Linked DNA regions of Homo sapiens: region 2 is linked to region 1. Evidence: read pairs that join two places in POLR2A ChIA-PET (ENCODE). Cell type or tissue: IMR-90. All regions are shown on one strand. Each heading gives the region's core, and the rest is flanking DNA. Links, peaks and the distances in the headings are about the cores only.

What was found. Peaks named below come from ENCODE experiments on the same cell type or tissue, not always from the same donor. Only the 100,000 strongest peaks of a DNase experiment are listed, where the experiment ranks them.
Region 2: POLR2A ChIA-PET joins it to region 1 with 15 read pairs; 1 of 35 experiments calls an interaction of 5 or more read pairs at or near these places.

Annotation. Positions count from the first base shown.
Region 1 is chr10:78,192,669-78,198,048 of GRCh38, forward strand. LOC105378375 (a long non-coding RNA gene) reads left to right here. Exons shown (of 4, transcript XR_946096.3): 4 at 59-406. Among named protein-coding and RNA genes, the nearest start is that of LINC00856, 53 kb to the right of the region's middle. In IMR-90, for the core only: no CTCF peak of the experiment used is centred there; a DNase peak (open chromatin) is centred at 4,443; H3K27ac peaks cover 394 bases.
Region 2 is chr10:77,690,553-77,695,932 of GRCh38, forward strand. No RefSeq gene overlaps it. Among named protein-coding and RNA genes, the nearest start is that of KCNMA1, 55 kb to the left of the region's middle. In IMR-90, for the core only: a CTCF peak has its summit at 2,312; a DNase peak (open chromatin) is centred at 2,389; H3K27me3 peaks cover 1,798 bases.

The sequences.
Region 1 (5,380 bases), core at 171-5,170:
TAGTGAGCTGTAGCATGGATGTGATTTTTGGTCTTATTTAACCCTTTCATTTTATAAGCAAAGTAATTGAGGACTGGAAGAGTTAAACCTTTGGCCTAAGATTGGGGCAGAGCTGGAACCAACCAAGAACTTCTGATGCTAGTGCTTGTGAAATCCTGACAAGATAAGAAAGCAACAAGGAGGAAGGAATTCTAGGTGGGGGAGAACAATTGCTCTGGGAGACAGCTCATCAAAAACAACCTGCTAGCACAACATCCTGTTCCCAAAACCCTGTTCCACATGTAACCTTTCCAGCACAACCTTATAAAACTTCCCTCCAGCCCCTTTGCAGGCAGCCCCTTCTCTGCTGTGCTGCCCTTTGCACCCTTGCAACCCTTTCTCTAATAAATTTGCCTTTCTTTACCTATGACTGTCTTGGTGAATTCCTTTAGTGCCTGCCACACCAGCCCCAGCCAGTTGCATCCATGGCAGTGCTCTTTAACTGACAAAAATTCAGTGAGCATTTTTCATACCCTATTTTGTGCTGGTTTGTGTTAGGTGGTGGGGCAGTTCAAATATAAAAATATTAAAAACATGGTATTAACTGCCTACCATAACATTTCTGATGCTCATGAGACTATTACATGACTAATATTTATATTAGAGTATATTAACAGCTTTTGCATAAACCTCAGCATTTTATGAACTAGTTCAATATAGTACTCCACAGGGGGAGCCTCCTTGCAGTCAATCAGGGGCCCAGGTTCTTTCTATCTTGTAGCTCTGCCACCTCCCAGGGCCACATGGTTCTCTGCCTGCAGATGAAGAAGTGAGAGCGAGTGTGGAGGACTGTGTGGACAGTTTCTGGGCTGGGCTGGGTACATGGCTTCTACCCCATGGTCTATGGGCCAGAACTTAACCACCTGGCCACACCTACCTGCAAGGGTTGCTGGGAATGTAGGTTCGTTGTGTGATGATGGGAAAAGAGAAGGGGGCTTGAAGGAGATTTGCCATGCCCGTTTTAAAGAGGAGACCGAGACTCAGAGATTTAAGTAGCTTGCCAAGGGTCAACCAGCTAGTAAGAGGCAAATGCAGAATTTGTATGAGTTTGCTAAGGCTGCCATAACAAAAGTACCACACACTAGGAGGCTTAAACAATAGGAATGTATTGTGTCATTGTTCTGAAAACCAGAAGTCAGAAATCTAAGTGTTAGAAGGTTCAGTTCCTCCTGAGGGTTGAGAGAAAATCTGTTCCATGCCTCTCCCCTGACTTCTGGTAGCCTTAGGCACTCCTTGACTTGTAGACGGCATTCTCTGTCTTCACCTTGTCTCCCCTCTATGTGTTTCTGTCTTTGAGTCCGAGGACACCAGTCACACTAGATTAAAGCCACCCTAACAGCCTCATCTTAACTTGATCATGTGCAAGAACCCTATTTCCAAATAAGGTCATATTCACAGGTACCAGGGCTAGGATTTGCACGTCTTTTGGGGTGAACACAATTCAGCCCATAACAGAATTCAAATGCAGGTTTTTCTGTAGGTCGTAAAAAGGACGTGATGAGTCAGCCTGGAGGATTCAAAGAAGGCTTCCCAGAGAGACTCATGTTCAAGCTGGGCACTGAGGGTAGATCAGGAGTTCTCCAGGTGGAAAAATGGGTAGGGGATTCTAGAAAGAGGCATGAGGTAAGTCTCTGTTCATGTGCACAAAAGAAATAACCTGCATTTCTTTGTAGACATCCTAGAATTCAGTTGTGGACGAATTTATACAATCTTTCTCCTTTGAGTTTAAATTGGCAGGGCCTATCTGCCCAATTGAGGCAAACAGCAAATATATGTGGAGTACCACTTTGTGATAAGACATATGCAATGCCCTGGGGTCTCAGAGGAGAATCAAACAGAGTCCCTGCTGCCCTGGAGCTTACAGCCCAGGTCAGCATTCAGTGAGCCTACATGAAAGATAACTAACGAAATGAGAATAAGACATGTATGTCATAAGTCTGAAGTAAGTGGGACAGATAGAAAGTTTTATTGCCATTCACAGGAGAGGGACAGCTTGGCGGCCTGGAGCAATCATGGAAGGCTTCCTGGTGGCAGACTCTAGGACTGGGATTTGATAGAGGGCTTGGATATGGCAGTGGGTAAGGGCTGCGGCATTCTAGACAAGGAGAACAGCATAGCCAGGACTGCTGGAAGCCAGGCTGGGGTTGGAGAATGGCAAAATCTCGAGTGCCAGCCCAGGAGGTTGGGTTTTATGCTCAGGGCCCTGGTTTCACCACCTGGCTGCTGTCATTCTTCTGCTGGTGGGCAGATTGCATGTGAGCCTGCACCACTGGAGCTGCACCCAGTTTGGCCAGCACTGTGGCACATCCTGACGACACAGACCCTGGGGCCTGCAGGGACCAGCAGGGGTGGTAGGAATGGCTCCTGCATTTGGGACAGGCGCCAGGAGATGACTGTTAGGGCTGCGGCTCCAGTGACTAGATAAGAACAGACATCAAAAGCAGGCAATTGCTGTTCTTCCCACAAAGGGCACCCTGGGAGGGGTGGCCCTGCTAAGAGCTCAGCTCAGCAGTCTCCCTGTGGGGGGCCGGGGATGGCTGTGTCATGGCTGCAGCCCCCAATTCACAGTTATTAAGCTAAATGACTGCCTCCCAAGCACAGTGGCACCAACCCTCCATCAGTTCACAGACCTCCCTGGGAGCTCTGCTTTCATCCCTCAGCGCCACCTCGCCTCCCTCCCTGGCCTTCAGAAGGTGGAAGGGCTGCTCTTCCCCACTGGCTGGGAAGGGAGAAGGCCTTCCTCTCAGGGAGGCAGGAAAGAGTTGATTAAGACAAACCCACAGCAATGCCTCCTCTCCCAGGGGCCCTGGTGTGAGGGCAGAGGATGCAGGTAGAGTCCTGGGCTGCACAACAGGCGCCTGGTTCTAGTCCTGGCCCAGCACTGATCCACTGGGGAAACCTGGGCCCGTCAGTCCTCCCTCTGTCTCAGCTTCCTCTCCAACAAATGGGGAAAATGACATTGATGTGTGGATAAAATATTTTCTTACTGGATAAGAAAGAGCTTTCAAGACAAACATTCTGCCTTTTGAGTGTTTTGGAAAATATATAAGCAATACAATTCTAGTTTTTCAAACAAACCTAGTAAGGAAGGGGTGACTCAGGTCAGCAACCCTCCTACTGGCACGAAGGGTCCCAGAAGTAAACAGTCTCTGACTCCATCCCATTTGTGTGTTTACAAATCTTAAATTACATGATCAAGAACCAGGGACCAGACAACCAGAACCTAGCCGTCACCAATTAAGAAGTCAGGATTAAGGACTCGTGGACTGACGGTAGATGCCAGTGGAAACGCTAATCCCTGTGAACCTTTCCAGGAACACATTGATACAGTGAATGTTTTCACTCAGCCAAGAAAGTCTCCTTGAAAGCTCTGCTCTTCTAGGAAGGCCTCCCAATTTCTCCTGTGCAACACTGCACGGGAGGGGTTTGCTAGTGTGTCTGTGTCTTTCCTAGATGTGAGTGCCTTTGGCTTGGAAACCACATCATTGCTGTGCCCCCAGAACCTGGCACAGTGCCTGGTGGGAGTAGGTGGTCAGGGAGCAAATGTGAATCAAAATTCTGTCTGAGCCCCTGCCGGGGCACATCAGTGATGTCCAGCAGCATCAGGCACTGTAGGGGATGCTGAGGACTGGTCTGATTATTGCTCCAAACGTGTGCCCTGGAGGAAAACGGAGAGTGGCTAACAGGGTTGGGCAGTGTGGACAGAAGGTGGGCATGTGAGGGACTCCAGGAAGGGGGTCAGGGGGCTTCTCAAGAGAGGCACTTGGCTTGGACTTTGAGGGATGGGCAGGCATTAGGCAGTTGGAGGAATGAGGGTATTCCAGGGGAGCAGAAACATGACTGAGTGCCTGGAGACTGCCAGGAACTTTATGAAGCATGTCCCGTTCTATCCTTCCCACACCGGTGTGTAGACAATATTATCTCCATCTTGCAGACGAGGAAGTGCAGGCTTTGCAAGGCTAGGTGATTTTTTTTATGTTCGCACACAGAGGTGGGTTTGAGTTCAGGTCTGTTCATCTAATGGGGACACTAGGACATGGGCAGAGACAGGAGAGGGTGTAGTCAGAGAGCAGAGGGGGACTAGGAAAAGGGACAGGCTAGAGACACTATGGGGCCTCTCCTTTCCAAAATAATTTCTCAGATCTCATATTTGGCCCTGGGGCTTCCAGCCTGATAGGTTAGATTTTGCCCCCATCAGACAGTAAGGAAACTAAGACTTAGAAAAGGGATGTGTTTTGCTGCTCTGCCAGAGATGGTTTAGGATAGGTACAGACAAAAAGGGGTGTCTCCACCAGGATGTCAGCTCTGCAAGGGTAGGGCTGCACTGGCTTGCTCAGCATCGCACCTCCAGGGTCAGAGTAGAGCCTGAGTCACAGCAAGCGCACAGTAAATGTTGCAAAATGAACATGTGAATAAATGTAGGGGACTTCCAAGGAGAGAGAGAGAGACAGAGAGAGACAGAGTATGTGTGTGTGTATGTGTGTATGTGTGTGTGTGTGAGTGACAGTTTGTGTATGTGTGTGTGTGAGAGACTGTGTGTGCATGTGTGTTTGTGTGAGAGAGAATGTGTGTGTGTTTGTGTGTGTGTTTTTGAGAGACAGTGTGTGTATGTGTGTGTGAGAGAGAAGTGTGTGTGTGTGAGACAGAGAGAGACTGTGTGTGTGTGAGAGAGAGACAGAGAGAGACTGTGTGTATGAGAAAGAGAGTGTGTGTGTGTATTTGTGAGAGAGAGAGAGAGAAAGAGAGAGAGAGAAGCTGACAGTGCTGCCTTTAGATGAAAACCTGGATGATCTTAGAAGTTCTCCAAAGGGTGCTTTCTCACCTGTAACACAGAGAGAGCTACAGGCAGTGAATTTATTAAGAGCTTGCTCTGTCCTGGAAACTGAGCAAGGCTCCAGGGACACAGACACACTAATCACACTAATCCTGTCATGGAGTTTATAGAATTTGTGGAAGACAAACACTCATTGCTCATCCAACAGATGGCAGAGGTGATGGGGCAGCATCCTAGGCCACGGGGAGAGAGTAGAGAATGAGATAGTCAAGGTCCCTATCCTCAGAAAGCTTACTTTTTTAGCTGGGGAGGACAGAGAATAAATCAGAAAGCAACCAAAACCAAAATGAAAATGAAACCAGAGGTGCCAGATGACCTGGGACAGTGACAATTGCAATGAAGATAACAAAAGAGGGGAAGAGTGATTGGTCTGGGGACTGGTGGAAAGAGGGTCAGGAAAGGCCTCTCCCAGCAGGTGCCATTTGAACTGAGTCCTGCTTGGTGCACCTAAGCCAGATGGGGAAGATTTGGAGAAAGAGCATTTCCAGTGGAGCAAACAGCATGTGC
Region 2 (5,380 bases), core at 157-5,156, 500 kb before region 1:
GGGGAGAATTCAGAGCCACACAAAATGCAGAGGCTGGCTTCATGAAGGTAGGAGACATCTGTGAGCTCAGAAACCAAGGCTCCAGTCTCAGCCAGCATTCAAGTCCACAGCTGGGAAGAACAATGTGTTCATACTTTGGCTGTCAAGGATAGAGCTTTGTAAGTTTAACTGAGACTTTGTGTCTTAATTATGATAATAGCTATGATCATGGAGCTCATCTTGTTTGCCAGGCCCTGTGCTAAATGCCTTATCTAGCTTAGATTCTGTTGAGCCCCATTTCCATTGATAGATCCCCTGTGAAATAGACACCACTCTCAGCACCATCTTGCACATGAGGAAGCTGAAGTGTGCCAGAAGGCTACCCAGCTCCTGGTATAGAGGTGTAGCCAGAATTTGAACCTAAGCAGTTTCCAGAGCCTCATGCTGAACTGTCTGTGTAAGTCTCGCACCACAAAAGACCCTTTTCTGAGCCTGGGTACATCTAACATATATGTGGAAGTTTAGATGCATTTTCTGAGGCACTGCATAACAAGTGGAACATCTCATTTAAAACCCGTATGATTCATTTTAGCCATGGAGATGCAAATAAAGCTTCTCTTTATTCAGTTTACTAAGCCCCTGCTCACCTCTAACTGAAGACTCCGAAGACTTCGGTCACATTTCTGTCCATAACATTGATGTAAATCAAATAAACCAAATTCTTGTCTATCTGAACTTATAGAAATCACAGGCTGACTTCTGAGTCTTGAACTTCACTGTTTCATTTTATGGCACTTCAGAGGCTGGACATCACACCATAGTGGGGACATATTTCCTAAGGTAGAGGCCACTGGGCTTGAAAAAAGGGCTCTGTCCTTTTAGCAGCCATGTGTCAGAGGGTAGGAGCTTCACCTCCTGCAGCCCAGTCCCCTGGTCCTGCCTGCCCAGAGCAGCATCACCCTCAGTGTGCCAGGCACCTGTCCTGCCTTATCTAATTTGACCCACACAACAACCATTTAAGTTAGGTACTAATTACAACTTGCATTTTACAGATGAGGATGCAGAGGCTGTGTATTAGTCCATTCTCACGCTACTATAAAGAACTGCCTGAAACTGGGTAAATTGAAAAGATTCACAGTTCTGCAGGGCTGGAGAAGTCTCAGGAAACTTAAAATCATGGCAGAAGGAGAAGCAAACACATCCTTCTTCACATGGCAGCAGGAGGGAGAAGAATGAGAGCAGAGTTAAGGGGGAGGCCCCTTATAAAACCATCAGATCTCGTGAGAACTTACTCACTATCATGGGAATAGCATGGGGGAAAATGCCCCTATGATTCAATTACCTGCCACACACATGGGAGATAATTGAATGGTCCTTCCCAGGACATGTGGGGATTATGGGGACTACAATTCAAGATGAGATTTGGGTAGGGACACAGCCAAACCATATCAGGCCCAAAGGGAAAAATGTTTTGTCTGGGGTTGGATGGCTAATCAGTGATTTGGCCATGTTCATTCTATACAAGCTCTGTCCTTGAACTACCAACATGCCTGTGGATATTCTACAAATGGAGGAGCTCTGCAGAAGGTAAGGGCCTATCAGAAGCATGTAAGCACGTCCAAGCTCCAAGCACTCGAGCTCACTGAGCTGCCTGGGTTCCTGCCTAATCCTGTTCTCTCCGTCTATTGGTCTGTCTAATAAGTATAGAAGAAATAAGAGCTGGTTCAATAGATCAGGAGGGTGACTACATTTTACAATAATTTATTGTGCACTTCAAAATAGCTAGAAGTGAATAATTTGAATGTTTCTAGCATAAAGAAAAGACAAATATTTAAGGCAATGGATATCCCATATACACAGATTTGGTCTTTAAAAATTATATGAATGGGCTGGGCGTGGTGGCTCACGCCTGTAATCCCAGCACTTTGGGAGGCTGAGGCAGGCGGATCACGAGGTCAGGAGATAGACACCATCCTGGCTAATACAGTGAAACCCCGTCTCTACTAAAAATACAAAAAATTAGCCGGGCGTGGTGGCAGGCACCTGTTGTCCCAGCTATTCGGGAGGCTGAGGCAGGAGAATGGCGTGAACCTGGCAGGCAGAGCTTGCAGTGAGCCGAGATCGCGCCACTGCACTCCAGCCTGGGCAACAGAGCAAGACTCCGTCTCAAAAAAAAAAAAAAACTATATTAATATATTAAATTACCATATGTACCCCCTCCAAAAAAGTAAAATTTTAAAAATGAATTTAAAAATAATTTTTTAAAGAAATATAGAAGGATCCATCTCCTCTGGCTTTAACAGCTCACTTCTGCCTGATGGTGGTGGTGTCTGGAAACACATACTTTCCCAATTCATCAGCCAGCTGCATGCAGCCCTCAACACAGGGCAAGGATTTGATGAGTGTTCATTCAGGAACTTATCAATGTTCCACTCCTGTGGAGGTGAGGTCCTGCAGCTGGCAATGCATAGAGGCTCGGATCATTGGCGGCTGTCCAGGCACCCAGGCAGAATGTTTCACATCCCCAGCCCACGCTGGCAGATCCATGCAACTGCCCAGAATGAAGTGAGTCCTGAACCACAACAGACAGGCCCATTGTTGAGCTACCATGGATGGAGCTCATTGAGGACTTGCCTCTTCCAGGACTGTGAGAGAGCTCCTCCTCCACAACCCTCAGCCCATCTCAGCTTCTGTTAACCACCTTCACCCCCCAATACCCTTATAAGTGCACTTACATGGCACTAGGCCCTATCCTAAATGCTTGACATGTGTTAATCCATTAATCCTAATGACCCTTACCTGCCATGCTAGGTTTACTGGAAAAAGCTCTGGTTTATATTGTATCAGATTATATCACATCACATTGTTCAAATTGGTAATACAATTGCATGGTGAAAAATACAAGAGGGATAAAAGAATATAAGTCAGTCCATATCCAGGTGGGCCATTCTTCCATGGCTTTAAATGGAGAACCAAAGGGGCTTCTCCTTTCTTCCTTCAGTCCAGCCAGCTCTGCACTGACTTTCTGCCAGACTGTCAGCCCTTGGGGCAGGACAGTGGAGCCTGGGCTAAACTGATATTTCCCAAAGTTGGATCTTTTGAGGACCTCTGTCTCAATTTTTATGCATCCACATAGTACCTTTACTTTTTATTCTTTACTTAAGAATTAGCTTCAGGCTGGGTGCAGTGGCTCATGCCTGTAATCCCAACACTTTGGGAGGCCAAGGCAGGAGGATCGCTTGAGACCAGGAGTTTGAGACCAACCTGGGTAACACAGCAAGGCTCTGTCTCTAAAAAAATTTAAATAAAAAAAATAGCTGGGCATAGTGGCTCATACTTGTAATCCCAGCTACTTGGGAGGCTGAGGTGGGAGGATCACTTGATCCCAGGAGTTCGAGGCCAGCCTCAGCAACATCTCTACTAAAAAAGAAAGAAATGATTCACAACACGGCTTAGTACTTGGTAAGTGTTAGCTACTACTTACGGCATATCCCTTGCCATAAGTAGGAGATAACTGAAAAAAAAAACACAATGAAAACCAAACTATTAATTAAAAAATTAACTAAAGACTACCTGCCCAAAGACAAGTTTTCTCCTTGTCAAAATTCGAGATGAACCAAAGTTAGAGAAGTCATCAGCAGTGGTGAGGAGAATTGAAAGGGGAACAGCAATCTTGCCTCATGATACACTCTTATTCACTGCCCTTCCTGCCTTCCATCTAGATCCACCTTTCATGGCATTTGTGCCCCTTGGTCCACACTCTGGGGAATGCTGGGCCAAGCAGTAGTTTCATGGGAGATGGAGGAAGAACCGTCTCTCCAGGGAGAAGGCTGTTGATTCCACAAGAGGCTTTTACAAACTAGCTGTCCCAACTCCTTCCCCACCTACCTCTCCCTGGTTTTGCTGTGTCTATCTTCCCTGTGTGGGAATTATAGTGTCTAATGAAAGCTGTTATTTATGGAAGAGTGTTCTCACATGAAGAGTCTAGAGGCAAAAAGGGCTTGAGACCAGTGTATGAAGAGGAACTTTGGCCCATAGGGATTGAGATGGCATCTTAAGGGTTCCTTTTAAGCCTGGAAACTGGACTTTGAAAAAAAAAAAGTGGGAGGTGGGGGGTTCCTTGCACATTCTGCAGTATTTCAGAAAGATTTCATGTTCACTTTCTTATTAAGTTCTTGATCAACCCAGTGAAAAATTTGGGCAGATGATGATGAAACCAAAACCCAAGATGTCACAGCTCCCAAAGTTTGAGCTGAGGCAAGAATCCAGGTTTCACCACCTTCTGCTCTTTGTTCCAAACTAAGAAGTCCCCTCTTGAACACTTGTTCAGTGGTAAAGGCCATCAGAGTATACCATAAAACACCTTGAGAATTGCTTTTATGCAATAAATATTTGAATGAATGAATGTATTCATTCAGTTGGTGATGATCAAAGTGATGATCAATAAGTAGCTTATCATTGCATTTTTATTACATGCCAAGTAATGGTTGCTAAGGAACTTACATACATTATCTCATTAAACCTACACAACAATCCTATAACATAAAGATTATAGTTTATCATTTAGGAATCATGTTCAGCTGATGGTGTATGAAGTAGACTCCAGTGGCTTCAAACAATAGTTTTATTAGGGTATGTGTGTCCTTGGGTCTGTGAGCACTTTCCAAAATAATTCAGGTAAAATGGATCTAAGAGAATCCATTTCCAGAACTAAACTTCCACATTTACTCTTTCCCAATGTCTCCTTTCCTATGGCTCCTTTAATAATTTTCCTTCTCCTAGTTTACAAAAGAAAAGTGTATCTCTCGCCTGTCTTGAATCATAGTATGGTGCATTGCTCATGGATGTCAAACAAAGGAACCATTCAAAATCTTGGTGTCACAAAGCCTCCCTTAATCAAGGTACCATAAATCAATGCTCTCATTGCTACCCAATAGCTCATTATTTTTCCCTTAAACACATTTCAGTTAAGGGTGAAACATGCTGTTAGAAATGGGGTATTTTGGACTATACTGGGATGTTTTGAATTCAGACATATTGTAGAGTGATGTTTAGGAGTGATGACAATTTTTATTTAATGATATCTCACCTCTTCCAAACTCTAAGTATTGTCAAAGAATACATTGCTTCTGAAGGAAAGCTCAATGAGTAAAGGGGGAAAAAAACCTGTCAGTGAAAAATATTGAATGAAGCAGCATCTTATTTCATTTGGTGACACATTCATGGCACCTTATCTTTTTTACTTAGAATTAAAATTCAGAAGTGAGGTTTGCATGGGATTTTATATTAATATATCTACTTGAGATAATAATAACTGATTACATGTATATATAAATATGGAGAAATTTATTGAGTTATACACTTAGGATTTTTGTATTTTATTTATATAAATTAGACTTCA